Regions from separate parts of the Mus musculus genome. Here region 1 is linked to region 2. Evidence: chromatin loops called from intact Hi-C (ENCODE). Cell type or tissue: gastrocnemius. All regions are shown on one strand. Links, peaks and the distances in the headings refer to the core of each region. The heading gives the core; the rest is flanking DNA.

The links. Hi-C counts contacts between places; a loop is a spot of excess contacts. Peaks named below come from ENCODE experiments on the same cell type or tissue, not always from the same donor. Only the 100,000 strongest peaks of a DNase experiment are listed, where the experiment ranks them.
Region 1: a loop joins it to region 2, with 2.3 times the contacts of the local background. A loop is called at or near these places in 2 of 42 quality-filtered maps.

What each region holds. Positions count from the first base shown.
Region 1 is chr4:139,205,740-139,220,671 of GRCm38, reverse strand. All of the region lies in intron 1 of Capzb (capping protein (actin filament) muscle Z-line, beta), which reads right to left. Among named protein-coding and RNA genes, the nearest start is that of Capzb, 20 kb to the right of the region's middle. In gastrocnemius, for the core only: CTCF peaks have their summits at 8,531 and 9,837; no DNase peak of the experiment used is centred there; H3K4me3 peaks cover 4,631 bases; H3K27ac peaks cover 7,888 bases.
Region 2 is chr4:139,279,587-139,294,518 of GRCm38, reverse strand. Capzb (capping protein (actin filament) muscle Z-line, beta) reads right to left here. Exons shown (of 9, transcript NM_009798.4): 5 at 14,382-14,523; 6 at 13,935-14,051; 7 at 7,425-7,490; 8 at 6,687-6,763; 9 at 2,699-3,516. The coding sequence ends at 3,429. It also overlaps a transcript of Slc66a1 not described here. Among named protein-coding and RNA genes, the nearest start is that of Slc66a1, 24 kb to the left of the region's middle. In gastrocnemius, for the core only: CTCF peaks have their summits at 5,309 (motif pointing left) and 6,839 (motif pointing right); DNase peaks (open chromatin) are centred at 5,283 and 6,857; H3K4me3 peaks cover 680 bases; H3K27ac peaks cover 6,260 bases.

The sequences.
Region 1 (14,932 bases), core at 3,577-11,576, 75 kb after region 2:
TTCAGCAGGGTGCTTTAGAGTCTGGGTTCAATGCCCAGCTCTGACCCAAAAAACCAACCAACCAACCAGATCTAATCACCTGCTCTCTCTCTCACTCTGACCTCCACCCTGTGTTCCAAGGAATCTCCAGTGTAGCAGAAGGCAGGGCTAAGAACCAGAAGCTCCCGTACTCTACTTCCCAAGAGTTTTGGAGACAGAAATTATCATCGTGCCTCCCTCATCTTCTTTAATCCACAAAGCTCAGAGAAAAATCCCCACCCTGTCTCCCTTTTGAATCATGAGTCAAACCTGGTTCTCGTGACTGTGTGGACCAAAGGATGCTGCAGTGTCCCACCTTCCCTTGTCCATGCTAATGCCCAGTGTCCCCACTACTCTGCACATGACCCTGCCTGGTGACTTCCCAATGTGCCAACAAGCTGTCACCTGACCACCATGTTTCCTAGGGAGGCTTTGCAGCAATGGGTACTCAATGATTTCCACCAACTTTGCTATTTCGTCTTCCTCCCAGTTCTTTTGCTTTGGTCATGGACGTTCTGACCCTGGTGGCCATTTGGTCACCTGTTCCCATCTCCCACAAGACCTGGGGTGCTTATCACCATGCTCTGGCTCTGGTTGACATTTCTGGACTGGTTGCTGGCTACCTAGTCCTGGACTACCCTGGCATTCCAGGAAACAAGGGTTAAAGGCAGCAGAGGCCATGGGACGTAGAAAGAGACCACTGGCCATTGCCCCATGCTGCCTGCCTGACTGCCAGCTTCCATCTGGCTCCCATATGACCCAAGCAGCTGGCCAGGTGCTTTTCATTTGCAGATGAAACCCCGGGCGGCTCTGTGGCCACAGAAACGCCTGACCTCAGAGTCTCTTGGAGTCTGACATGCACAAACCATACTTGTGTGTCACTGAGCAGGGCTAAAAGGTCACACTCCACAGTTGGAAGCCTGAGGGCTACAAGAACAAAGTGGGACCTCTTGGACATTCTGATGACAGCCAGCAAAGAAGGCACTAGGACTGGGGCTAAGAAACAGTGACACTGCCCTTCATGCCTGTCTCAATCAAAAATTGCCTCTGTGTTGTATGCCAGCATGCTCATGGAGAAGCTAGTCTTTTCCAAATGTCCAACAGCCGCATAGTACAAAAGAGAAAAACTGGAGTCCTAAAGAAAGCATAGCTGAGCTGCTGTGAGGATGGCTCAGTGGGGAGGCCTCATGCTGCTAAGCCTGACTGACATGATTGGAGCCCCAGGACCTACAAGGTAGAAGAGTCAACTTCTATCCACTGTCCTCTGACCTCCACATGTCAGTTATGCATACACATACTTTTGTAAAAGGCACACTATACGTCCATGACTATGTCATCCCATAGGAAGAGTTGCAGATGGCATTTTCAGCTGGGCACTGCATGGGTGAGCTCATTCAACCTGTCTAAGTTATAAAAGATCTTGTAGCAGCACTTCCATCTCAAAGGTGAGGTGGAGCCGGGCGTGGTGGCACACACCTTTAATCCCAGCACTTGGGAGGCAGAGGCAGGCGGATTTCTGAGTTCGAGGTCAGCCTGGTCTACAGAGTGAGTTCCTGGACAGCCAGGGCTATACAGAGAAACCCTGTCTCAAAACACCCCCCAAAAAATTCAAAGGTGAGGTGGCTGTGATCCTAAAAACTTGCCAAACTATATACAGTTAGGACTTGGGGGGCTGGGATGGACACTCAACCCAGAATTACATTAACTACCCTGCCCTACTATCTGCAACTGTTCTTTAGTAAAAGCAGTATACACACACAAACAGAGAGAGAGAGAGAGAGAAACACCTTACAATACATGCCTTGCCCAGGCTGTGGCTTGAGGCAGGGTTAATCTTTGTGGTACACTGCTAAGTCTGTAACTTCTCTACAACTGTAACAGCAGGGCGTGACCATGACATTCATCTTTTGAGTCCTTAACAAGCATGCAGCTCTGCCACTGGCATTCAGGCCAGTTGGTCATGAGGCCAGGGCAGGTCTGCTAAGACTCCCATATTACTTAACTCAGTTCCTCCCCTTGAGCACACAGTGGGAAGCCACGGCTGAACCTCAGTGGCCCAGGAGGATTAGGGGCAGATGGGCACACTGGTGTGGCTCCTGGGACACCGTTCACCATGGCATCCTTTCCAGGGAGTCCCAAATATGAGTCTTTACAACAGATACCACCTCTGGGTCCAGCCCAGGAGATACTGAAAATACAGTGTGTCAAAGGGACAGAGGTTGGGGACCTGCTTGGAGTCACAAGGCCTGTCAAAGCCTGAACCCATGAGATTCAAATGAGGCTTGCCCAACACCCAGGACCAAGCTCCATCATGAGCCGGCTGCTCGTGCATGCGAGCTGCAGGGGAAGACAGGCAGGACAGGAGGAAAGGGTGCAATTTCTCACCCACTCACCCCACAGAGTCACAACTCTCTCCAACCATGCCGGAACAAGCCAGTGCAACACACGCATGCACACGCATGCACGAGCGTACACACTTCCCTCTCTTTTTAATATTTTTCCTTCTTTTTTAAGAGATTTATTTACGTGTATGTATATGAGTGTTTTGCCTGGTACTGGAGGTCATAAGAAGGCAGTAGATTCCCTGGAACTGGAGTTAGAAGCAGTTGTGAGCCCAAGGCCTCACTGAACTAGGCAATGGATCTGCCCAAGTTAGACAAGGCTGGGCTATGTAGCCCAGGCTACCCTGGAACTTGTGTGCCTCATGTCCTCAGTCTCCAGAGCGCTGGGATTCTAATCATGCTCTAACCCCCCCCCCCCAGCTCTGCATTTGTTTTATTGTGGTCGGAAAGCCTAAAGCATCTCCCTCTTAGCAGGGACGTGTATCCAATACACTACTGCTGCCTGTGGGCACAGCTACAGCACAACACCAAGGCCTTTCCACCTGCTCAATTCCAGTCTCATCTAGGCAGGAGTGAGATGGGGCCACTGGTCCCAGCTCTTTCCAACTGGACAAAAATTCAATCCCAGCAAAGCCCAGAAGAGGAAAGGCAATGCCGTAACTACAGGTGGCAACCTTAACAACTGAGAGACAATGTCCCTGTGCAAAACGATACCAGTGCACCTGCAAGCAGGCACCTTAACAGACGGATGCTAAGCCACATGGAAACCAGACTGGTGAGATGGCTCGGCTGGTAAGAGTACTCACTAGCCTGAACACCTACCCCGGGTCCCTGGAACCTGCAATGGAAGGAGAGAACTGCTTCCCCCAACTTGTCTTCTGACCACAAGCCAGCACACATGGCATGTGACTGTACTCACACGAAGGGCAAGGGCAGGAAACCAAACATGAGCATCCTGGCCTCTTCCCTCTGGGGCGCATCCATGAGACAGAACTGTTGACCTTTGACATTCCCTTACCGTTCACCGTGGGGTCCCTTAGTGTGTGGCTCTGCAGTAAGCACATGATGCCAACTAAGTGTGCTACGCAGTGCGTTTGCAGGAGCTGAATGCAAAGGGCCCTAGGGCTGCTCCTTGGCAGTGCAGGCGAAGAAGAGCCCATGGAAACCATCATTGAGGAGAACTTTGCCCAGACAAGAAAACAGAATCCACAAGGGCAAAGGCTGGCACAGGAGTCCTGGGAAGGAAGGCCCTGACTCACATCCCTTCACACTTTTGAGACTGGTGTTCAGACTGCTATTTGAAAATCTTGTGTCCCTAAAGAAGGGAACGGCAGCGCGAGGAGAGCATCTACGCTGCAGACTCGAGTAAAGCGCTTGTTTTGGACAGGCCCCAGTGACATGACCGCCGAGGTTTGCCTCTGAAATGGCAGAAAGATGTTTATTATTGGTAAGAATCGTCTCTGCTGTTACATGACTCATTCCTGCCTGCGGGGCTGCTCTCATCTGTAGCCAAGGAGAAACTGCTGAATTACCAAGCTTGCAAAAGTTATCACTGACCAATACATACTCAACACTGCTGGACCATCGGCCTCGGGGAGGGCTGTGGCTGGTCTCTTATTACCACCAGCTGTTTCTGCTTTGCTGAAAGGCCTGAGGGATACCATCCAACTCAGCATGCTAGATGGTGGAGGGGGGCTGTTCAAATACCCAGGATTTGTTGGGGTTTCAGTCCCAGGGACAGGACTCAGGGGTGCTGGGGCCGAGGGCAGAAGCAGGAGAGGCAGAGAAAGGAAGGACGTATGGAGGCCAGCAGGAGAAACCACAGGCAGACCTCATACAAGCCTCCCCGAGGGAAGCTGAGCACTCCCGTAACTGATGAATGCAGAGGCTTCTGGGATGGAGCTCAAAGAGGGAGGCAAATGCAGAATTGTGACACCACCCAGGTGTGCAGGCCCTCAGTGGCCAGGCCCCCAACAGGCTTGGGTCTGCTTTCCATGAGTGTAGCTCAATGGCGGCCCTGGGACAGAGGGCCGCTCAATGACAAGGCTGAGGCTTGGGGGCAGACACTAGGTCTCCAGACCATCTCATTCCTGTGGTTCTCATCTCTGATGACTGGAAAGGGCCATCTCCTCAACACATATATACTAAAAACAAACCTGAAATTGATCACCCTCAACTGAGCAGTTCTACTGCAAACATCAGAGGATATTTATTAAGCATTTACTGTGTGCCAGTAATAGCACTAGGAAACATCTGAATTATTAGTCCAATTATTTTGTTAGTTTTCTCCATCTCCAATCCCTTGGCCAGGGGCCATGGTCATCTCCTGATGGAACCACACCTGACCCAGCCTTCCTACTTCCATACATCTTGGCCAGAGTAAGCTTCCCAAGACTCAAAGTTGGCCCTCAGTGCCGATGAGCTTCAAGGGCCCCTTGGAAAAAGAAAAACCTGCCCGGGGTCTCAGGGGACTAGGAGGGCCTGCCCACCTCACTGTCTGCCTGGGAGTCCCTCAGTGAGCTCTTTCCTGTGCTGCATGCCATATTCCTTCTGCCTAGGCAGCAGTTCCCACAGCTGAGGCCTAGAGCTCATCCCATGCCCTGTGCACAGTGCCACCTGAGCCCTTGCTGAGCCCAGGCAGTGCTTAGATGGCGTACAGTGCCCCAAGAAGCTGAGCACTCTGCACAACATCACAGCACAAAGGAAAGATGGACACTTGGTAACAGGACGGAGTGCTGGATTCCCCAGACAAGGGAAGGGAACTGAAGGCCCAGAGGGTCCCAAGCTGCAGAGAATCGTGGGCGAGAGGACAGGAACCCAAGTCAAACTGTGAGTCCAACTGAGAGGCAGGTAATGCTCCTGTAAGGTGCCCATCCAAGAGAAAAGCAAAGGGACTGAGGGGGCACAGAGCTCAGCGTGAGATGCATGCCTGCGGTCATGAGGCTTTCTCTGCATTTGGTGGGAGGGAGGAAAGTGGCCCGGGTATACTGAAAACACGGGAGGAACATCTAGTACTTAATGAAGCATTCAACACCAACAAGAGAATTGGTTTGTATTTTTCCCACCTATACAACTTGCCCTGGAATCCTAACTTCCTTGCTTGGAAGATACTCAGATGGACTCTGTGCTGGCCATGACAGTGTCCCTGGAATGTTGGTCTGCCAGCGCTGGGTCCAAAATAATTAGGACCCAGATGAGCATACGGCTGCTGCTGTTGTCATTCATCAAGGTGAATGACATCACTCAGAATGACCATTAGCTCTGAAGCCTGCACCGGCAGCAGGGGCGGAGTGCTAAGGTGGGAGAATGGGCATGGTCACCAGGAGAGGGAGACACCATGTGTGGCCCCCGTGAAATATGAAAGAAGGCTAGAGGCAACAACTTGCCAGCCTCTTTCTTATCACCAAAGATATCAACCACACTAGAGAGTTCTCTTCCAGGAGAAGGATCCGAATTCACCCCTGCCAAAACAGGTAAGGAGCAGCCAGATGTGGCCACAGCTGCCATTGAGGCATCTTTGCACTGAGAACTACTACTATATGATGTCACTAGTGTTGCTCATTTCACCATGTATGGATGTATACACAGATGTCAGAGGGGAACTCGGGGCGTCAGGCTCTCCTCCCACCCTTACATGGAATCTCCAAATCTTCAGGTGGCCAGACCTGCTCAGCAAGTGCCTCTACCCACTGACTCATCTTTGCAGCCCCAAATGCGTGATAAAAACAAAACAGCACAACACAATGCAACATGAACTCTTTGGATATTACTAAAACCCTCAGGAGAAGCCCAGATGTAAACTCAAAGCACTGCCAGCTGTTCTACTGGGAACTTAAAAACAAAAACAAACAACCCCAAACCACCAGCTCTCTGGTTTCCTGCAGAGCCTGGCATGCAGAAACAGCTTTCCAACAACAGTGGCTCATAGCTCAGTGGCAGAGTGCCTGCTAAGGAAGGGGGTGTGGGGGACGGGACCCCAGTCTTGGGTTCTTTATCACAGGTACCCAATGGAGAAGTCCACGCCCACAGGCAGGCTGCAAAACCACCCTCCTCCAGGAAGACTCTTAACAGAGTTCATTTCAGACCGGCCGTCTCGCCACGTGACACCGTCAGACTGTTCCACTTGGTTGATGCATGTGGTCTATTTGGGGAAAGGAAAGAGAGGAATCTGTGGCCAGAACCACTCAGATCCTGGGAATCCATGAGCCAATACAAAACCACAAAGATCATACTGAGAGAGGGAAAGAGGCTGACGTGGAGTCTCAGCACGGTTTCAGCAAGGGGCATGTGTCACCCCTCCTCCAGGTCACGGGACAGACACTGAGGCCAGCCACACTCACGTCAACAGGACCTTCTGCAGAATTTCCAGCAGCACTCAGCACAAGCACCAGGCCTGACACTGCTCCGGGGAGACTGAGGGATGGGTGGGCCCAAGAGCTAGACAGGTACTACGCCTGGCTTTCTAACCCACGCATCCCAGCTACGCAGGGGGCTCATCAGAAAAGCAGCCATTCTAGCCAAGTCTTGTTGGAACTAAAGCATGGTAGGAGACTCTTGGAAAACAAAGGGGATGAGAACCACTCTCAAAAAGAGGGCACTGCGTGCCACTTGTGGACTTTTTATTTAATTTCCTGAGGTTTCTGGCTAATTAGGCCCTCAGCCATACTGAAATGGATTAAATTTCAACTGAATTAAAAAAAATGGTTGAAAGTGGAAGATATCAGGGATATCACAGAGGACTCTGGGGACTGCAGAGGGCCCACAGCACTTGCCTTTACCCCTGCTAATGAGGCAGCCCGAATTCCCCATCCAGTGGCACGCAGAGGGGGCCGTGTAGCTCACTATCCGCACTCTCTACCATCCACATTTGAAGCAAACAACACACATGGCTCAACGGTGGGAAAAACACTCACTACAGCCAGTAAGTACGGGAGATTAAAGTACATCTTGCCAAACAAAAGTGAGGAAGTGTCCACTGCTTACGGAGCCAGCGGCTGCAAGACATTCCTGGTGTGGACAAGAAGGCAGCAGACTGACACACGGCTGGGGTATTATGAACTGACATGACACAAAAGCCACCTGACGTGACGGCATTAAGAGTTGTGAAAGGGGACTGGCAAGGTGGCTCAGTGGTTAGGAGTACTTGCTGTTCTTGTAGAGAACTAGGGTTCAGTTCCCAGCACCCACCCGGCAGCTCAACTGCCTGTTAACTCCAGTTCCAGGGGCTCCTGTGCATCCACATATCGCACATATCTACCTGCAGACAGTACATCCACATATCGCACATATCTACCTGCAGACAGTCCCTCTGACAGCGGGAGGGAAGGGGGATGGTGCCTTCCCACTTAAACCTTTATATGCTGCTTACAAACAATCAGTACTGCTTTTGCCGGAGAAACTGAGATTACAGTATTTTAAGAGAAAATGAGAAACCCACTTTGAAATAGTTCTTAAACTTCCTCCTGTTGTCCTCAGTCTCCCAGCCCCTCTCTGACAATTCCTAAGGTGTAAAAGTTCTACTCTACAAAAGGTGAAGGGTTGAGGGAAGAAATGGCACCTCCTGGACTGTTAGCTGGGTTGAGCACCAGCCGGGGCTGTGTGGACATCAGCAAAGGAGGAGTCCTGTTCCCACCGAGGGAAGGCCTACAGTGCCCTTATATCTCTATTTGTACCTCCAGGCCTGCATCTGCGTGTTATCTATTGTCTCGTCTCGCTGGTCTACAGGAACCAACTACTCATCTCGGAGCGCAGTGGGGCCAGGCATTTCGCTTTCTCTTCAGAGCCTCACCAGGAAAGTTAGCCCCATTGTGAGCCCCACTGCAAGGCTGTGCTCCCGAAGGCACTGCTTGCTTTCTCCTGCAGCCACTCCTGGCAGGGGTCCTGGCATGGCGTGGCATGGCATCCACGGGACCTGCTAGAAGGAGGAACTGAAACTTCACGGCTCAGAGAGGGCAAGACCCTTGCACAAAGTCACCTGCCAGTAGGGAGAGGTGGCAGGGTCAACTTTCTAACTCTGAGCCAGCAATGCAGTCTCACAGTAGATGAACGCCTTTGGGACAGGCAGGCAACCAGAGAATACTGACAGAGCCGGTTCTACCTCTTCTCTCTCCCCACCCACTGCTATTCCCTAGAGCTGCTGGCAGAAGCCCGGCTCTCCCAGCCTCTGCTGAGCAGCGCCCCCAAAGGGCACTGCAATGGAAGCTTAGGGAGATGCCTAGAGAGGGAGGGCTAGTGCAGACAGACACCTGCCTGTCATCCCTAAATCCTAAACCAGAAGAACCATCGCCTGCCTCCAACTTCAGCAGACATAACAAAAGCAAGCCTTGAACTTCACTTTTAAAGCCTGCATTGCAGATGTGTTTTTCAACTGGCCACTGCAGTTGCATAGACAGACTTAACAGGGGATGGGCCTTGCACTAACTGGCAAGCTAGGAAGGACTCTGAACGCTACAATTAACCAGGAGCATAATGATAAGCAAATTACTTAACCTCCCTGAATCTCAATTTTCTCATCAATAAATTAGAATAATAGCACCTCGCTGGGATGGATGTGTGGAAACTGAATTACTGTACTCAAACAAACGAACACTCTTACTTCCTATCTGCCACTACTCTAGGCACAACACACGGGGCAATCAATAAGCAAGACTATGACCACTGGTCCTACTAAGGGCACAGCCATTAAAATGATACAAGAAAGGAGACTTTTAAAAGCCCTCATAGTCCAGTACTGCCATTACATTACACACAGGAGCCCGAGACCTGAGGAGGGTGACTCTTTCTGACTCTCCAACATGGCACTTACCCGGGGCCTTCCCAAGGAGGCAAGTTACAAGTGTACTAGGCTAACCGTCTATACTGGGGGGAAAGTGCTTGTTTCATCTACTTTAAAACAACTAAAAACAGACCCAGTTTACTGGACCCAGTGGTCTGTGCCTGTAGCCTCAGCTACTAACAGGATGAAGCAGGAGAGCCACCGTCACAAACACGGTGAGACTTGCTTCTCAACAGAACAAATAGCAAGTGAGCCTGGCGGGATGAGAAAGGAGGGACTGGCAGGCAAGCACTACAAAAAAGTTCTTGTCTCAACCTAAATAAGCAGAATGATGATATCCTTCATGCTTGGCCTGCGATTACTCTTAACAAAGGTTGATTTTTTTATGTGTATGAGTGTTCTGGTTAAATGTATGTCTATGCACATATGTGCAGTGCCCAAAAGGGCCAGAAGAGAGTACAAGCACCTCTGAAACTGTAAGACGGGAGTTATAAGCCCCCATGTGGTTGCTGGGAATCCAACCTGGATCCTCTGGAAGAGCAGCCGGGGCTCTTAACTACTAAATCATCTCTCTAGCACCAGGGGTGTGCTTTCTTAAAAATTAGTAAGCAAACCAAGTTCCTTTATATGTAAACTCTTATGTCAAAACTCTCTCCTCCGATCCCACCAAGGCCAGCACAGTGTCAGCTCCACCTGCAGTCTGTCCAGCAAAGGCCAGGTTACACAGAACCCAATTCAGGGAGGGAGCCCTGCTGCCATGAACAGCAGTCTCCAAGACCAAGGCCACACCCATCCTGGGGGGTGATGAAGAAAGATTCGGAATGATTTTAGCAGAAATGCTTGAGAAGACAAATCTTAGCCTGCCTTGGATTTTAAACAGAATTCCCAGGGTACAACTATGAGCACCAATTCACTGTTCTTAGGAGGTGGAAGCCGGGAAATTCAGGGGTTCAAGGTCCCGCTCCACTGTATCTTGAGTTTGAGGGCAGCTCCTGAGATGCTGAAAGCTAAAAGGAGACCCTTCTCTCCTGTCTGGCAGCGGCAGCAGCAGTGGCAAGAGCTTTTTCTGTGGCCAGAATAACAAATCTTGCTTCTGGACTTCCCAGCCTCCAGAACTGAGAGGAGGCTTCTGTTGTTTATGAGTTATCCAGTCTAAGGGATTTTGCTACAGCAGCCCAAACCGACTAGAATGGTGTGCCCGGAACTGCAGAGCACACACATAAAGCAGGGCGGTATGCACAGCACACACACATACAGCAGGGCAGTGTGCACAGCACACACACACACAGCAGGGCGGTATGCACAGCACACACACACAGCAGGGCGGTATGCACAGCACACACACACAGCAGGGCGGTATGCACAGCACACACACACATACAGCAGAGTGGTGTACATAGCACACACACACACACACACAGCAGGGTGGTATGCACAGCACACACACACAGCAGGGCAGTGTGCACAGCACACACACACACACACACACACACAGCAGGGCGGTATGCACAGCACACACACACACACACACACACACACACACACACAGCAGGGCGGTATGCACAGCACACACACACAGCAGGGCGATATGCACAGCACACACACACAGCAGGGCGGTATGCACAGCACACACACACATACAGCAGAGTGGTGTACATAGCACACACACACACACACACAGCAGGGTGGTATGCACAGCACACACACACACAGCAGGGCAGTGTGCACAGCACACACATACACACAGCAGGGCGGTATGCACAGCACACACACACACACACACACACACACACACACACACACAGCAGGGCGGTGTGCACAGCACACACATACAGCAGGACAGTATGGTCCAAGCTAGTTTCCTGTTGTGTTTCTGAACTGCTTGTGAGGTAGAAGCCACTTCTGGATCCAACCAGAGCCAAATGTGAGGAAAACAAAACACCGACTTCCTCTGCTCCTGGAATTCAGCTCTCCCTGTCCGGGAACCTCAAGCCATCACCACAGGGAAGAGCAGATACCATTTACTGAGCACTTACTATGTCTCAGTAATGTGACCCATGCTCCCTCATTACTGACACTGTAGGCCTGACTACATGCTAGGTAAAACACAGGCATTCCCTGCTTCATCTCATCTGACTGGCTGTAATGGGGAGGAAGCGGTCCAGGGCACTGAGCCCAAAGATGCAAAACTCAAAAGAAAAGGGGCAGGATTTAAATTCAGACAGCATGGCTTGAGAGCCAAGGCTCACACAGTCAAGAACAGCTTGTTGCTAAGGCAGAGAAAACACTAGCCACACCCATTCAGACCTGGGGATGTGTGGAGGAAAACATCAGATATGAAGACAGATCTGTGCTCCTGGGCCCCAGTGGGAAGGAGGAAGGGGCCTAGAGGTGGGTCTTGACTCCCTCAGCTTCACCCCACCAGCTGCAGGCTTCCTGAAGGGGATCACTGAGAGCCATGTGGGAGTAAGAGTGCACACACACAGCCTGAGTTCCTACTTCCTTTCTGAGCAAATAAGCTCACTGCATACAGAGGTCAGAGTCCCGTGCTCCCTCACCACCAGAGTGCCCTCCAAGGAAACAAGGTGACCAGAGGGACCCACTAAATGAATGACATCTTGCAACTCTGGAGCCTGGAGGGACTCCAGTGCTCTTATCTCCAAGATGCAGAATGAGATGTGGCATAGAGGGGGATGCTTCGACCTCACATGTGGCACATGTGGACTTCAGGGTCCTCGCACAGTGCCCTTGTTACCTGACTGTTTCTGGGGATACTATCCAGAAGACGGGGCCTGAGGGAGTGTCATGGTAGGAATGGTGAGTAAGTGGCCTTGCCTGGCACTGCTTTTCTTCTGTACAGTAAATCTAACAGGGGCAGCATCATACTGGCCCTTTTATGGATGAGTCTGGTTTAGGAAGAAGGGAAAGCAGATTTAAAGAAAGACATTAGATGGTGATAAAAGGGCACACAAGCCCAGAAAGTATCGAACTGGAGGCTGGCCAAGCAGAAAAACACATCCCTAACACATTTAGTGTGCTCCAGCAGCAGGCTAAAGCAAAACCAAAACGAGAAATGAGAAACCACAGAGGGGCTGAGCCTTTCACCCTGCCAGAGTAACAGGACACTGGACAGACATGCCCTGCCCCCTCCCTTCCCCAAACTTAGCTAGCAATGATCTTCACACCTTAAACATGCTCAGACCCAAACGCCCAACACCACTTATCAGCCAACTCAGTGGAACCATTTCTGAGTCCTAATTGCCCTGACTGTGGCCCCAAGGCACCGTGGCGAAGGCCCCCTCCAGTGAGCAGCAGAGCTTGCTGGAAGCCGGCCATCCAGCCCCTTGCCTAAGTGACAGATGACATAGCCCCTTTCTAACCTGCTACATGCTTTCTTTACCTCCCATACAGTGAGACCACAAGTTCTCCTTAAACCTCCTGGTTCAGAGAGCCCAAATCACCAGGACTCTTTTGGTTTGAAACACACTTTGGGTCCATGAACCACCCCTCATTATGCTCCCCACATCTGTTTGCACACCCATATCAGACACTAGGATGGAGCCTGAATCCACGGGGTAGGGGACAGCAGAGCACCAGGAGCCTTCCTAACCACCCACTCTGCCCCATCAAGAATGGAGCCTTCATCTAAAACCATCCTGGACACCCGGGGCCTCAGCACTCCCAGAGGAGCCAGACCAGCTCAGAGTTGGAAGCACACACCTCTCAAGGCGAGGAGAAAGCGGTCCTGCACTCACTCACTGGAAAACGTCCAGTACTTCCGGGGATTAGGCTTCTCCTCCAAACACAAGATGAAATGCGTGGAAGAGCAGAGCAGTGGGTTCAGGCCTGCAACCCATGCTCGGGAGGCTGAGAGAGAAAGAATTCTAGGACAGCCTGAGCTACAGAAGCAAGTCTCAAAACAACTGGGCGGGAGCGATGGCTCTCTTGTTAAGGGCACTTGCTGCCTTGCAGGGGCCCGATGCCCTCTTCTGACCTCCAACGGTACCTGCATGCAGGTGGTGCACTTTTGTACACTGAGACCCTAGACATTCAAGATAAATAAAAAGAAATCCTGCAGGTTAAAAAAAAAAAAAAGACCCTTTAAAACAAACAAAACAATGGCCAGTGAGATGGCTCAGCAGGTAAAGACGCTTGCCACCAAGCCTGATATCCTAAGGGCCATGACCTCTGGACTCAATTGAGAGAGAGAGAGAGAGAGAGAGAGAGAGAGAGAGTGTGTGTGTGTATGTGTGTGTTGGGGGTGGGGGCACATGACTGACTCTTGCCAGCTGTCCTCCATCTCATTACATCTCTACATGTGTGCTATGCCCAGCCCATATGACATAAATTTGTAAAACAAAACAAAACAAACAAACAAAAAAACTTTAAACAAAACACATGGAAAAATCTTTAAATCTTATTTGAGTCAGGGTCTTGCTACGTAGACCAGGCTAGCCTCAAACCTGGGGTTGCTGCCTCCAAGGGCTGAGACTAGATAAAGCATGCATTATCACACGTGGGTTCCAATCCTATTTTTAAAGCTGCACTGTAACTATCCCCCCTGGAAGATGTGCATAAGCCAGGCTTCCAGACACATGCTGTGAACAGAGTCTTACAATGAGGAGAAGCTGGTAACATTCTTATTGGGCACTCGGTACAGACAAGGTCTGGCTATGTGGCCCTGGCTGGTGCTGCGATTACAGGTGGTGCCACCACATGTAGCTTTGTTTTTTTTTTGTTTCCACGTTGGGGCTCATGAAGCCCAAGCTACTCACCATGTAGCTAAGGATGGTCTTGAACCCCTACTGCTCCGCTGCTTAATCTACTGGGTGCCAGGGTTAGCTCCAGGCACCACCACAGTTGCTTTGAGACTTATTTTTAACTCTCCAAAATCAGTACAGTTGGTCCTTTGGTATCCAAGAGGGTTGGGTACTGAACCACCCACCTCCCCACCTGCGGTGATCTGAATGAGAAGTAGCCCCCACAGGCTCATGTACTGAACACTTGGTCCCTGGCTGGCGGTACTGTCTGGGGAGGCTGTGAAACTCTAAGAAGGTGCAGCCTTGCTGGAGAAGGCATGTCACTGTGGGGCCAGCTTTGACAGTTTATAGCTCTCCTGACTGGTTGTTCACATTCTGCTTCCTGTGTGAATAAAGATGCATCCTGCCCGCTCTCTGCTCCCCAACACTGTGGGCCCCCAACCCAAATAAATGTTCCTTAAGTTGCTTTTGTGCAAAGCATGATCTAAGCAGACTAGTCACATATATACATCCAACAGGCGCCGCAGGCACAGACCCCGCATGTCCACTCTCATTTTTATTTTTGTTTGGTTTTTGGTTTTCAAGACAGAGTTTCTCTGTGTAGCCCTGCTGTCCTGGAGCTCACTATGGAGATCAGGCTGGCCCTGAACTTGGATTTTGTTTTGTTTGTAAAATGTGTATGTCTGTGCATGTGTTCTCCAATACTCGTGGAGGCCAGAAGAGGGCGTCAGATCCTTTGAAGCTGGAGTTAAAGGCATTCGGAGTCACCCAGTGTGGACTTGAGATCTGAACTCCATCTGACCCCCTCTGGTAGAGCAGTAAGTGCTCTTAATCACTGAGCCCCTCGTCCTGGCTTTTGTTTGACTTTTCTTATGACAAGTTCTTGTGTAGCCCAGTCCAGTCTTGAACTTGATATATAACTAAGGCTGGCCCTGAACTCCAGAGCCCCTGCCTCTACCTCCTGAGTACTGGGATTATAGATGTGCACCACCTCACCTGGCCCCCACCTGGACAGTTTATATCAACTCTAGATTGCT
Region 2 (14,932 bases), core at 2,786-10,785:
ACCACCATCCCAGGCTCTGCAATCTATCTTGGCGTATCTTGATTACAGAGAACTCTACCCTTTAAGCAGCAGGCTCAGACAATCGTGAGTTTGCTCTCTAGTGACTTAAGCATGTTATATCGCACGCAGACAGACCCAGATCCCAAAGAGAGGCAACCCATACAGCAAAGCTTGCCCCTCAGTAGAATGATGCATCTTTCCTAACTCACAAGTAGCCCTACACAGGTGTCCCAGCCAGAGCTAAACAGCTTGCTTGGTGTAGTGGCACAGGCTCTGAATCCCAGCACTCAGAGGCAGGCTGATCTCTATGAGTTCAAGGCCAGCTTGGTCTTCATGGTGAGTTCCAGGCCAGCCAGGGCTCAGCAACTGTACAGTGACATTAAGTGCCAGCCTGCATAGACCCTGTGACAGGAGGAGTCTGTTGAGTGTTTCCTACTGTTCTCTGCTGTCTTGCCTGATGCTGATCTAATAAACTCTCTCCTGCCCTTTTGTCTTGGTGAATTCTTTGAGTGTGCCCATCACCAGTCTGTCACTGCCGTTCCTTGTATGGCAGGGAAGAGGCACTACCACATAGGTATGGCATCAAGGCTAGGGAGTGGTGTGAAGAAAAGATTGTCCTGGGCATCGAAAGCCTGAGTCTATTCCAATTCCACCCTCTGCTGAGGCTGTGTGTGTGTGTGTGTGTGTGTGTGTGTGCGCACAGGGCCTGCCTTGAAGTCCTTGGCCACTGGGCTATTGAATGAGGAACTCTTGAGTCAGGAAGTCTAGGGAGGACCTCAGAGGTTGGAGCCACTATGTACAAGAGCTGAAGACAAAGGTACAGGTAGAGCTTAGACCAAGACAGATTCCTGACCCAGGGCTTCTGCCACGGGTTTCTTAGCCAGGCTCCTTCCTGTTCTCTGAACGGACTCCAGGAGTAGCTAGAGAGCCTGTGGGACATGCTACCAGCTGACAAGGCCCAGCTCATGAACAAAAATAGCTATTCAACCCTTACCCTAACTTGCTCTTTTTCCCCCATTAGATAAGGTTTCACTACGTAGCTCTGGTTGGCTTGAAACTTGCAATGTAAGGTTGTGAGCCACCATGTGGTTGCTGGGAATTGAACTCAGGACCTCTAAAAGAGCAGCAGTCAGTGCTCTTAACTCTGAGCTATCTCTCCAGCCCAACCTTGAACTTTTTTTTTTTTTTAAAAGATTTATTTATTATATGTCTAAGAACACTGTAGCTGTCTTCAGACACACAAGAGGATGTCAGATATCATTATGGATGGTTGTGAGCCACCATGTGGTTGCTGGGATTTGAACTCAGGACCTTTTGAAGAGCAGTCAGTGCTCTTAACCGCTGAGCCATCTCTCCAGCCCCTTGAACTTTTAAATCAACATGCAAGAATGTCTCCCCTTCCTGTTTGTCTGGCAACCCCGTGCATGTCCAGGGACCAGAGACATCGGATCCCTTGGAACAAGAGAACTCTGAGCCACCCATTGTGTAGGAGCTGGGAGTCAAGCCTGGGTCCTTCAAGAGAGCAGCCAGTGCTTTTAACCACTGACCTGTCTCTTCAGCCTTTGGGATTTCCCCAGAGCTGTCTGCAGTCCCAGAAAGCAGTCTACCCTTTCCTAAGGGTCTTTTCATCTTAAGAATGCCCCAGGGGCTCTGCTAGCCACCAAGGCTTTCCCACTGATGCAGTGAGGTGTGCGAGGACAGACAGACGCGTGGCCATGGCCTCAAGCACTCTTTGACTTGTCCTACACTGTCCTTAGCCAGGCATCCCCACTGCATAGAGGGAACACAGAGGCCCTTCCATCCCACTCATAGTTCACAGAATGATTTTTGATCATTGTTCTGATCTTTAAAGGTTGCTTTAAGGCAAACAAAAGGCAAAAACTAGTTGATTTGTGCTTGTTTGCTGTGTTCCCCCCACTTTTGAGTTCAAATGTGTACTAAATGTACACAGCACTAATAGTAGCTGTGTGTGTGTGTATGTATGTATATGTGTGTGTGCACACTTGCATTGCTAAGGGTGCCATGTGCTAGTGGAGTGCTTGGTAACTCTCACCCCACATCTCTCTTGCTTATGTTCTGTGTGTGTGCGCACACGCACGTGCCAGTCAGTTCTCTCCTCTGTGGGTTCCAGGGACTGAACTCAAGCCATTAGGCTTGGTGGCAAGCACCCTTACCCACTAGGCAGTATCTTGCTTGGCCCAGTCTCTAATTTTTGTATTGAAGACAGTCTCACTATGTAGGTCAAGCAGGCCTGGGTGTTACTATAAAGATGAGACTGGCCTTGAATTGGTGCCAACCCTCCTGTTACTTCCTGGTGCTGTAGTTTCAGTGTATGCTGACATGCCTAGTTTTCTTTTTTAGTTGAGACAATGTATGGCTGTGTAGGCCAGGCCAGGCCAGCCTCGAACTCAGTCCTTCTGCCTCAGCTTCAATGTTGCTATTGCGGTGTGAGTCATGACATCTGGCCTGCTCACTCTTCCATCTCCCATGGAGTCTGTACTTCACATACAATAAGAGAAACCAGGACTAAGTCGGGGACATCACCAACATGGGGTGGCAAGCATGCAGCCATCACACTCAGGGGAGATGACTAATGAGGCCGGAAGGGTTCAGCAGGTACTGGGCCCTCCTTCAGTCCCCAGGGAAGGCTATGCACGTCTGGAGAGAGGCAGGTGAGCAAGAACGTACAGCCAGCGCCGATTGTGTCCCAGTTTCTTTTTATTTATTTTTTTGTTCTTTTTTTTCCTTTTTTTTTTTTTTTAAGTATGGAGGCTCAAGTAGAAGATGTAGATTTTTTTGTCTGTTTAAGCTTTACAAAAAAAAACCAAAATAAAACAAAAAACTCCTTTTGCATTCCATAAAAATTGACAGAAAAGCACCTGGCCTGAAGAGCAGCCGGTCGCCAGCCCCACCCCACCCCAGCATGGTCTCCTTGGGACAAGGGTCCACCTGTGCAGGACAGTGCTGAGGACATCACTCCTTCCTCCACTGCTGTCCCCTGTCCCCAGCCCTGACTCCAAGCAACTCCCACACACACACGGATCAGATCTCCAGTTTCTTCTCTCACACACCAGTTAGTTCATAAAATTTTTTGTTTTACATTTTTTACACCAATGTAACAAAAAGATGGAGGGAGCGGTGTCAGACAGTGTATCTGTGCCTATAAATGGGCAAGGGAAGGAAGGGGGACAGGCGAACAAAACCACACGGTCTCTATGGAAACGTCGTGGGAAGCAGGCCTTGGAGCCAGAGGAGGGTGGTTATCGGACTTTATTTTGGGGGAGAGATGGCGCTGCGTGGTCGATGCAAACTGTTATGTGACCTGTCAGGGCGGGAAAGGAAGAGGGAAAAGGAGCAGAAAACGAGTTTTCTAAAGAAAGGAACCTAACGAGTGCATGGCGTGTCCGGTTAGCGTGAAGCAGAGGTCTTCAACACTGCTGCTTTCTCTTCAAGGCCTCCACCAGGTCGTTCTTAAGCGCTTCTTGCTTTGATTTGTCTGCAAACGTCTGCACAGACCTGCGGGGGAGGAGAGAAGACATCAGCAGGCACAAGGGTGAGAGCGAGGTGGCCGGGGCCACTGTGGGGTGCCAGGCTGCAGTCTGTCCTGGAGAGCAGGAAGGGGAGCCCAGGCCTGCACCTCAGTACCTTGCTGCCATCATGGACAGAGGTCATCTCTGCCCAGGCTGTGGGTGACCCGGCCTTTAGGTCCATGGATGGCGATGCAGGCCGCAAACTGTTGGGAGCTTTCAGAAACCACGCAGCCTGGGCCTTTGCCCTCACACCTATTGCCCCTTTGCTAGCAGAGAGGTGAAGGCTCTGGATAGTGAGGACCTTTTAATGAAGTATCTACCCCACCCTCTCTACCTGCAGCAGAGGCTGGCTCCTTACCCTGAAAAACCAGGTGTAGCAACCCCTCTTCCCTACCAAATTCGTAGGAACCTGCCTCTGCATGGCTGAGCCATGGGATCAAGACAAGAGCTTCCGCTGCGTGTGAGTGCAGCTGGCTGCAAACCCAGCCTGGCGGTGGAGCCCTGCACGCCTGCATTCTAAAAGGCAGTCGTTGGAGAGGGACACTCTGGGCCTGCTGTTGCCCACTGGGTTGGTAGGGAAGCAGCTAAGGCTTGGAAACTGTTACAATGTACCAAGTGCTTGGCACACACATCTCAGTCCTCAGAAGCCCTCAGGGTGGGTCCTCATTAAGCTGATTTCCAGACCAGGCAAGGAAGCAGAGCTGGAGAGGTCCCGATGGTTCCTTTCACGACACATCGGTTAGTTGAGAGCATACTAAACTATATGCAGCAACTGTTGAGGGCTCATAAGCGGTGGAAGAGGCAGGGCACATGCTCCGGCAAGCGGCTCAAGTTCACAGTGAGAGCTCTATCGGAAGTCCATCCTCCCTGCTGAAGTGGGGGGAGGTGAGGCGGATGGGACAGAGAGAGACGGTGGAAGTGCCTGAGGAGTCTTCAAGATGGTGAGGACAGGACCTGAGCTGAGACGCCACTGATGATGTGTGAGCTGCTGCCACTCAAGGATCCCTTTGTCCTCTCTGGGGCTCAGGATCTCAGGCTAGCCTAACAGTGAGGAATGGCATGCGGGCTCAGGCAGAGCTGGGGTCAGGCCAAGGAGGGGGCACATGTGGCTGACGGGCTGGACTCCCCTCAGGGCACCTCCAGCTGGTCTGCTAGGGATGGCAGGAGTATCCCTTAGAAGGGTTTTCTCCAGTGAGAGGCCTGGAGATGCCATCCAGGCTAGAACTGCAGTCTGCTTTGGACCTGAAGTCAGCACATGGCTCAGACCACTGTGGGAGGGGAGTCCCCAGCTTGGAGCCGCAGTGTAAATCCCAAGGTCCTTGCCTGGGCTGGGCCTTTGGTGTTCAGCCCTGGGGCCTGTGGGTCCTACGAGCCTTGGTTTAAAGCCTCCCCCTGAGATGCTGGCTATATCTGTATCTGTCTTTGTCATAAGCCAAGTCATGGTTGTTGGTCATTGTCAACAAGCAGGATTGTTTCCCTTCCCATCAGCATGGCCTGCTGGGACAGCTGCAGCTCATTAAGGGAGGGTGTGGGCACAGAGGGCCCAGCAGTGGCCAGCCTGGAAGAGTGTTGGCCCGGCTTAGGGGGAGCGCTCAGTCACTCACAGAAAATAAGAGGGAGACCACCTGGGATGTAGCTTGGGGACTGTAAGGTTCTTGGTAGAGGAGGCGGGAGGATCTGGCTGTGCTGTGAGACCTGAGTGAGCGAGCCAGCAGAAGGCAGGGCACACAGCCCTTGCTCCTTGAGCCAGTGGAGTGGGTGCACCTAGCACCCTCTGCTGGAGAGGCGGAGATAGTGCCACGGATTGAGCTTCATCAGGAGCAAGAGCTCAAACCTGGCTTTTGCCCAGAGTGCAGAGCACACACACCACACACGCGTTCACACTACGTGGGGCTGAGACTATGCGTTAATGTGGCTGCCCAGCAGCTGTGAGCAGACACAGGTTAGTGGCAGGGTCTCAGCAGGTTGGTGAGTCCTGTTTAGTGGGGAGGCCTCACGCCCTTCAGACAGGATACCTGGGTCGGCTCAATTATCAGGCTGGATGTAGACCTGGCGCTGGGTCAGCACTTGAGAAAGTTCCCTCTGCAACTGCTTAAACTTGTGGTTGTCGGGGATAGCATCAAGAGATCTACAGAGAGTGTTCAGAGAGGGTGAAGCCACAGCAAGAGAGCAACAGCAATGCCGAACAAGAACCTGGCAGCCGTGGGCAAAGGCAGAGACAGGAGAAGGCCACCACGACACTGGAACTGACTGCACACCACAACCACAGTTGGCAGTGGCCCCGGTCTTTAGGGGTTCACACCCGACCCCACACAGGCTCAGATGTTCCTCGTGTTTTCCTCATTACTGGGAATGGAGGAGTCTGGCCTGGCAGGAGAGGGTGCATTTGGTGCCACAGGACCCAGTGTCAGGCCTGACAGATCAGATACTCAGGACCACTGGGGACCAGGAGGGGCTGTCTTACCTAAATAATGCTGCTGGGTGAACTCACAAGTTACACCCCGCCTTTCTGTTGGGTGCATTAAATTCTGGGCCAGGGAATGACATCAGAAGACTGGGCCCCACAGAGTCACAACAGAGCTGGACTGCAGAGCCCTCCCAACCCTGCTCTCCTAACCCTGTCGGCACCCTGCCTCCCGGATGGGACAAGGCCACCGAGAAAGGAGTGGGGAAAGAGGAAAGAGCTCAGACAGGATCCTGGCCACATGACTCCAAGGCCAGTGCTATCTCAGTCCCTCCTCAGTTACTTCCCCTCTCCCCAGCTGGGTCCTGCCTCCCACTCCCACTCCACTGGAGCCAGAGGCCAGTGAGTCCTGCCTGCTTCTGCAAAACACAGAGCACTAGACAGCGGCAGGAGCTTTCAAATGGAACCTCAGGCCAGGCTGCTCAGCTCTCTTCAGTGTCTTGAGATCTGTGTGGGGGCCTCCCAAACCCAACTCCAAAGGGCCTGGGCACATTCTGTAGCCAGCCCGTGGCCAGCTCCACCATGCAGGTATCAAAGCTTGCTGTGGTCAGTGAGCCCAGAGACCAGACCTGGTAGAGGTCATAGAAAGTGCTGAGCCAATTTCTGAGCCTTTCAAACTGCAACTGTGAAGCCATCCCTGACCTCAGCTCGCTAAGGAGTCTGGGACTGCAGCCCCAGGTTTGGCACATTACCTCAGCCCGTTGACGATGTCCTTTGTTTTTCCAAAGTAGATCTCATTCAGCGTGCTTCGGATTTTGTTTTCCATGTCCTGGGAAGGGAGGTGAGTCAGTGGAGCCAGCCCACAGGAAACAAGGCCCACACCCACCTGCAACCTCTCAGCCTGCAGTCCCTGCCTTGGCCACAGGGTGGAGCTGTGGGGCCACTCCCCTGTGTTGAGAGCCAATGCCAGGCTGCCAGAACCCCACCTATAATTTGTGTTTTGGGTCTTTCTTATCCTTAGGCATGGAGGAAGCCAGCACCTAGGGGCTGATGGCCAATTCTGACCACTGCCGGGAGTGGGTCTAAACCACATCACCAGAGCACTGCCTGGCCACCATCTCTGTGAACAGTTCTGTGAAACCAGAGAACATGTCTCCAGTCCAAACAACACCTCGCTCTTCCAAACGGGACGTGGTGACAGGCGAGACTGCAGCAGCCACAAGTGAAGCTGCTCCAAGGCCCCTGGTGTTCCAACGATCTGTTTGCACCCCGAGTTCATCACTGTTCACACACAGCGATCAGGGGAAACAAGGCCGAGCAGAGGCGCTGGGGTGGGTGGGCCTGGAGCCCGGCTTCACTTGCTTCCAAGTCAGAAGAAAACTCAGAAAACTGTAGGCAGGGCGGGAACGGGAACAGCTGCAGCACAGGGAGGCAGTGGAGAGCAGGCAGGCCTGTGCGGCACTGGGGCAGGGTGAACCTGGACCACTCACCTCCACCAGGCGCCCGATGTTGGCTATGTGTGGGGAACAGTCACTCACAGTTTCGTCTTTCTCCATCTGCAGAGATACATTGTTTAGTCAGAGAAAGCTGCAGCTTCAGAAAGCAGCCTGACACCACCAACTGACCAACACACCTGCCCTCCAGTCCTCTGCCCCAGGTGGCTGACCCTGTGTGTCACGGTCCTCTGGCAGCTGGTGGCTCTGTGGAGCTGTTGTTATAAGGCCACTTTTCTAGCACCAATGACTTAAGTGTTGGGTTGTAAACAGCCTGGCCAGCAGACCTGAAGTCCTACCATTTCTAGGCATGGCCTGCTGATGCCGCTCTGAGGATGGGCCTCCCACCTAGCTCCTAGGGCCACAACAGGGAGGGCAAAGGCCACCCTGGCCATCACTTTGGCCTTGCCTATCTTTACATCACTCCTGCAGCCACAGGTAGAAACTGCTACTCAGATTCGGGTGTGGCCTGGTTTGGCATTGGAATCCTCCCATATCCCATCATTGCCACATCTTGACTGGCTAGCCCAGTAATGGCAGCCATGGACCCTGTCAGCTAACACCTGGCTAGGAGGGACTCCCAGGCCCTATCCAGCATCCCCACCACTCCAAAGTCAGGAGCTAGCGGTGCAGGGGAATGTGAGACTCCTGGGTTATAAGGCACGAGGCCAACAGCCAGCTCAGCGCATGAACGGAGGAGCTGGCAGGGAGATAAGGGGACCTGCTGCTGGGTTCTGGTTTTCCTATGGTGAGCTTTACCTCCCTGACAAGGGTGCAACAGAGAGAAGAGAGCAGCCCACCTTCAGATTCACAGGGAACCAGGAGAGTACTGAGTATTTAGAAGCTAAACATGGGGGCTGAAGGCTCAGTGGTTAGGAACACAGGCTGCTCTTCCAGAGAACTGGGATTCAATTCCTGGAACCCACATGATGGCGTGTAAATGTCAGTAACTTCAATCCCTTCCTCCTGGATGGGACAAGGACTAGTGAAGCCAGGCTGTATGTAGGGGGAATCCCAGGACGCCAGCAGGGCTGAGTGGCCTGTCACTGCATATGGCAGAGTGGCCCAATAGGTTCTAACAGACAGGCACCTGCTTATACTACAGTTAGCGCTGGACCACTGGGGAACAGTGGGGTGATCATTTAGCACCGTGCTGTAAGCTGAGAATCTAGTTAAGAGTAATAGGCTGGACCCAAGGGCCTCCCAGAGCCACATGACTCTGCAGAACAGAGTTCTGGTACTGGCAAGGGATTTGACTAAGAGCTGCTGAAAGGAGGTGGTGATGCAGGCCTGTGAGAGCCATCGGTACCTTGGTCCCCGAGTCTAGCTCCTGAACTTTGCCGGGCATCCTTTGGCTAGAGGGTCTCCGGAAGTCTTAGACTGTGAAGACACACAGCTGGGGAGCACACCTCAGAGAAAGGACAGGGCTTCTCACCCAAAGGAGTTCTTAGAAACCAACATCCCACATGGACCCCGTGTCCAGCTTCAAGACTGCTCAGAGCTGCTCCAGTGGGGGGTTCTGATCAGTGACCTGCACCCCTCCAGATCAGACTCTCTCAGTCCTCTACTTTATGCAGAGGGAGATTCTTGCCTCTACATGGGAAGGGATGAAGGCTTTGAGGTCTCTCAAGGGCCATTTTAGTGAGTGGTGGCAGCCTGGGGTGAGCACAGCTTGAGGGGTGAAGGGCTCTTCCCACCAGGCAGGTGAGAGCGACTCAGTGCCTCGCCACATGCTTGTGCTTCTGAATCAAGAGCCACCTTCCAGCAGGGAAAGGCCGGAATCCTAGACCCTCAAAGGAATAGTGTGTGTGTGTGTGTGTGTGTGTGTGTGTGTGTGTGTGTGTGTGTAAGGGGGGGGGGTGGACTCCTCAGGAGCACACAGCGGTCCTCAAAGCTCAAGCTCCCAGCTCACGCGGGCAGTTTCCGTAGCCCCCTTGCCGTCCCCACGGCAGGCCTCCGTCCTCCCACACCTGGCTGGGGTCAGCTCGCTGGCAGCGCTGGCCCACCAAAGCCAGAACTGTTTTTGCAGTGCATATATCATTACACCCTCGTAAAAGAAGCTGCCAGAAGGAAAACATTTTGATGTTCTGTGGCGGCACAGATGTTCCCCACGGTGGTTCCTACGGAGTCTGGAGTCGGGGACCAGCTCGCCTGTCTCCATCAAGACTCTTTCCTCTCTCTGGCTGAGATGGGGAAGAGGCAAGCAAAGCAAGGGCTTGAATGTGGCAGCTGTGGGCCTCAAGGGGGGGCAGACGGTTTCCCACTGCCACAAGTGTCTTTCCTCGCCGGCCAGCAGCGAGGTGGCTGCTTCGAGCTCATGCCCAGGTGCAAAGGGCCCTGCTCACCTTGGCATCTATGTCCTTGCCTGTGCTGCATGCTAAGCTAATGAACATACACGCGATGCCAGCGCATGCTTAGCAGCACACAGCCCTTGTTAAAGCATGCACTGTGCCCAAGTATGCCCAGCTTGCGCCATCGACGCGAGGCTGTCAGGCCAGGATTAACCTTGCCACCTAGCCAGATACAGTGCTCACACAGCGCCCACCCTAGGAAGGAGGAGTGCCCGACTGAGCTGGACCTGAGGAGGCCTCTTGGGCTAAGGAGAGAATCAGATTAGCATGGAGTCGATAGAGCACACAGAACTTTAGAAAGCGTAAGGTCTGGGGCTGGAGAGATGGCTCAGTGGTTAAGGGCATTAACTGCTCTTCCGAAGGTCCTGAGTTCAAATCCCAACAACCACATGGTGGCTCACAACCATCCGTAATGAGATCTGACGCCCTCTTCTGGAGTGTCTGAAGACAGCTACAGTGTACTTAGATATAATAGTAAATAAATTAAAAAAAAAACATTAAAGAAAAAAAGCATAAAGTCTGTCTGCTCACATGGCCATGGAAGGACAGGGCTACAGCCTGGACCACGTTCTGGAGGAGTCTGAAGGCAGCTTTCCTTTTTTTCTTTTCTTTTGGTTTTTCAAGACAGGGTTTCTCTGTGTAGCCTTGGCTGTCCTCAAACTTAGAAATCTGCCTGTCTCTGCCTCCCAAGTGCTGGGATTAAAGGCGTGTGCCACTAGGCCCAGCTTGACAGTTTTCCTTGAGACAACCTCACTGGGGGTGGGGTGGATATTAGATATGTCTGCCAGGAGAGCCAAGGAAAAACCACAACTCAGGGTTCTCAGGTTCTGGGAAGGATCCAGTTCGACCTCTTCCGCCCTCTGGCGGCCCAGCGCCCCTGCCTTCCACAGCCAGGGCAGGCCTGTGGGTGGTGGTCTCATGTCAGCTTTTCCTGAGCCAGGTCATCTTAGATACAGCATGGAGATGGCACCATCCTGACCACCCCAGACACCTCAGCCCTACGCTAAAGGTCTGCCCCAGCCTTCATTCCCACTACCTGCAAGTAAAGGCCACGAGTTTGTCTTCTTTCAGAAAATATCTTGCATGGCCTAACTGCCAAGCCCAGGTCAGGGAGGCCTTTCCCGTCAGGAACCATGGCAAAGACCAGCTGGCGGCTGGGCTTTTCCTGAAGACCCAGGGGTGCTGTGGCTGCTGGGGGAGGTCTTCTTGCAAATGGCCAGCAAGCCCAATCTCCTCACTCCATCACCTCATCACCCCACCTTTGTGTCTAAATATTTAGAGTCTGAAAAGAAAATGAAGCGAACATCTGTAGCCCTGCCCCGGATGGGAGTCTTTGGATCTCTTTCCAGAGATTTACGATCAGCCTCATTCCCACGTCTCTGCAGTCACAGGCGAGGTGACCTCTCTAGGCAGCTTCCTCTTCCTAGCTAGGACTTGGCTTGCTGCTCATTTTCATTTGCTCCCAGCCTTCCCACTGGGGCCTCAGTGGCAGCCTGCCAGGGGCACCTTCTGCCACCCCCTCACGTGTGGAAGCTGGAATGAGCTCCCCAGAAGGCCTCGCTGCTGTTCCCATCACCTCCAGAAGACTATCTCCCATCTAGCGGATGTCCCCAAGAGACAGCTCTGAGTGGAGGCAACAAAAGGAAACAGTAAAGGGGAAGACAATGCTCTCAGGAGGGTGTCCTGAGCAGCTGGGGCCATTTATCACCATGACAGGTGCCACCAAGAAGGGTTCTCAACTCCCTCAATGTATTCTCAGAAGCCATATAAGGAAAACAGGACAAGAAGCAAACCAAACCTGCACTACTGCTGGGACGGGGCCCCTGAGAACAGCCCCTGGCCTTCTGTCCATGGGGCCTGGGAAACTGGGAACTGAGCAAAGGCCCTGGGGTCAGGCTGGGGAAGAACAGCACTGGGGACATGCGGACCTGCTCATCCTTGATGAGGCATGCTCCTCACAGTTGGACAGCATGGTGTGCAGGTCAGTGCTGGGCACCATGGGCCTGGTGAGAATGTCCTTCCTGATACCGTCGAGTGAGGATGGGTGACAGAAGAAGGAAACCCTTTGCCTACCGATTGCCAAAACTGTGTTGCGTGTGTGTGATCACTCCCAAGTTGATGTCACCCAAACTCTGACCCAGAGAGTGTATGGAAGAAAGGGCACTGTATTAGACACATGTGGGTTCAAATCCCGGATCTGGTACTCTGGTTCTAGTCAGTTGTGTAATGGCACGAGAGGGCCTCAGTTCCCTCATCAATTAAATGGCAACTGTCTAGAATCTACTCAACAGAGAGGGCCATGCAGCTATGTCTGCTTGCTGTATGCTCATCCACACAACCTTCCTGGAACCCTAGTCACCCATCCAAAGCAACCACAGAAAAATGTCCAGGTCATATGGGACTCAGGGTAGAGTCGCTCACCCCCGCTGCCCTGGCTGCTCAGGGGTTTGCTTTGTTAGCGTCCATCTGTCCATCTGTGGCGCCTCCTCTTTAGAGCTGCTCACACGGAGGTGAGCCTCAGCATTAACTAACACACCATGGATGAATTACGGCCCTGGCCCTAAGGATGATGACAGCAGCACGGATTTCCGCAGGAAAGCCCCGAGAGAGAGCACAAGACGGCAGAGCAGAGGCAATGCAGACAAGGTGCACTGAGGGCAGCCACTCAGCAGGCTGAGTTTAGCTTGGCAGGGCTACTGAGGACGGCACTACTGAGCCAGATGCTGGCCATGGGCTGGCAGCCCTGACTTAAAACTATTAGGAAGACGGACGACTAAATCTGTGCGTGGGTCAGTGTACTCTGGGTATGATTACAGACAGTTTCCAGCAGTAAGAAGGGTGGGAAGTAGCCTCCGGATGGACTTAGGGGTTCCCGCCCATTCACTGGGTAGCAGGGAGAAGTGGGGGCAGGCTGTGGTGAAGCTGGCTACTCAGGGACTTGGCTGGCCTGCCTATGTCAAGGGCCTGAGACACTGAGGGTACATGCCCACATGGCAGGATGCGTTCTGAGACAGCCCTGTCTAGAGGACCTGGGCTCCCTGTGGCATCTAACCCTGACAATGGCACAGGCCGTGCACAGAAGACTCTAAGGCTCCAGTGGAAGCCCAGATGTGCCCCAGATGTGCAGGCTGGCACTGGCCTTACTGCCTTTGCACTGCTGTTTTTCAACTGCATGTAGGTTCCTGTGTAGCTTGTAGAACACAACATACCTAAGAAAGAATTATAAACCCAAAACTTTTCTGCCATGTGCTTCTCTTAGGAGTTATCAAAAATAAAATTATCTTGGGTGGTCTGGGTACTGTGAAATGAGCCTTTTAGGCAAGTCCTCTATCACTGCACCTCATCCCCGTCCCCAGCACAATGATCTTGTTGAGAAGAGTCTTCTGAACCAGACATTCAAGAAAAGGAAGGGCTCTGTGTCGCGGGCTCCATCTGAGGACCGCTGCTGTGTTTAGTCTGCTCCTCGGTGTTCCCTGAGCACAAGGCTTCCTGCCACACCCAACAGGTGGCATACTGTGCTCCCCTAAGATGGACATGTGTGTGAGGGGTCCTGAAGGTGTCAAGGTTATAAACCTGGATCTCTGGATGGAGTGTCAAGGGTCTGGAAGCTGCTTGGGTGCATCTAATAGTTCCTAATGTAGTGCTGAGAGGCAGGCATGCAGTGCAGGAAGTGCAAGTCCTACGTTCTGCTCCCAGTCTGAAAGGGGCATCTTAGAATATGGCTGTTAGAGACAGCCAAGCAAAAGACAGGTGAGTAACAGTCGGAATGGGCTCGGTGAATCTTCAAGTGTGCGAAGCTGCAGAATGAGCATGCGGAGCCCTGCCTGGTCAGGGAACAAGCAACTGGGATGGAACTGCAAGAAGCAGTTCATGTGGAGCCCACAGCCTGACCACTAGCAAACTCGGCAAAGTGTGAGCGTGGAAGACGCCAAGCCCTGGTGGATGACAAGCTGACAATCCCGCGGTCCCACTAGAGCGGGCAGCTGCCTGTCAGACAGCTGGTGTATAGCCACACGCAGCTCAGCCGGCAGTGATGTTCAAACGTCCCTTAGCAGGTGGACTGGCAGCTGCCCATATATGCCTCTAATCAGGGCAAAGTGCTCATTTGCTTCTGGTACCAGTGGGCACTGGGGAGAGGCTGGAGCAGAAGCTCTACCTGTCTGGTTAGGCTGCCTCCCAGGTTCATGGTGCCCGAGCCGGATTTGTTGGTTTGCAGCCATAGCATCACCGTGGAGGTCAACTTGTAATGGGCAGTACGGCCGCTGGACTTCTCCTGTGGGACAAGGTGGAGAACGTGACCTTGTGAACCTGAGCTGAGGAGGCAGACATGGAGCCCCACCCACCCACCAAGGCCATTCCTCTCTTATAAAATCCCCATGTTTGTACAGGACAGAACTGTCATTGTGCCTTCTGTTCTCTGGGGTCTTTCAGCAAATGATCGTGTCACCCTGACTTTACTCACGTGGGTTCTGGACATGTTTAGGAGTTAGTGGGGACTCATAGCCTAGCATGTCCCTTGCAGAAGCATCTGGGGGAAGAGCTGCACTGACGGTTCGGCACCTGCACTGGGAGACTGGCCGCCAGCTGGGGCGTTTGTCCGTACCTGCACTTCCACCACGTGGATGGAATCCCAGCAGCCTTTGATCTTCTTGGATCCATCTCCAGCTTTCTTTATGAGGATCACTCCAGCAAAGCCATGATCAAGATCCCAGAGGTAGACTGATGAGACCCCACCTTCAAAATACCTGCAAGAGACATACATGCCCATGGACCATTAGATGCCAAGGCAAGCTCTGGGCCTCTGGCCTGGGCACCATGTAGTAGCAATGATGCTCTTAGATGACACTCTCAACACCTGTCTAGGATTAAGGACCCTCCACACAAGAACCCAGGGATGACATTTTAACCTGGCCTGACTCTCCTAAGGCTGCAGAAGCCCAGGAAACGCAGTCTCTGAGGCTGAGCTCTGTCTCTGTCGAGCGGACTGAATGAACTCTAGGCTTCAGCTTCCTCCCAGTCACAAGATGCAGCACGGTGTCCCTCCTCATCACAGAGCTGGCCATCACCTCATTTAACATTTCTATTGGGGCTGGAGAGATGGCTCAGTGGTTAAGAGCACTGACTGCTCTTTTGAAGGTCCTGAGTTCAATCCCA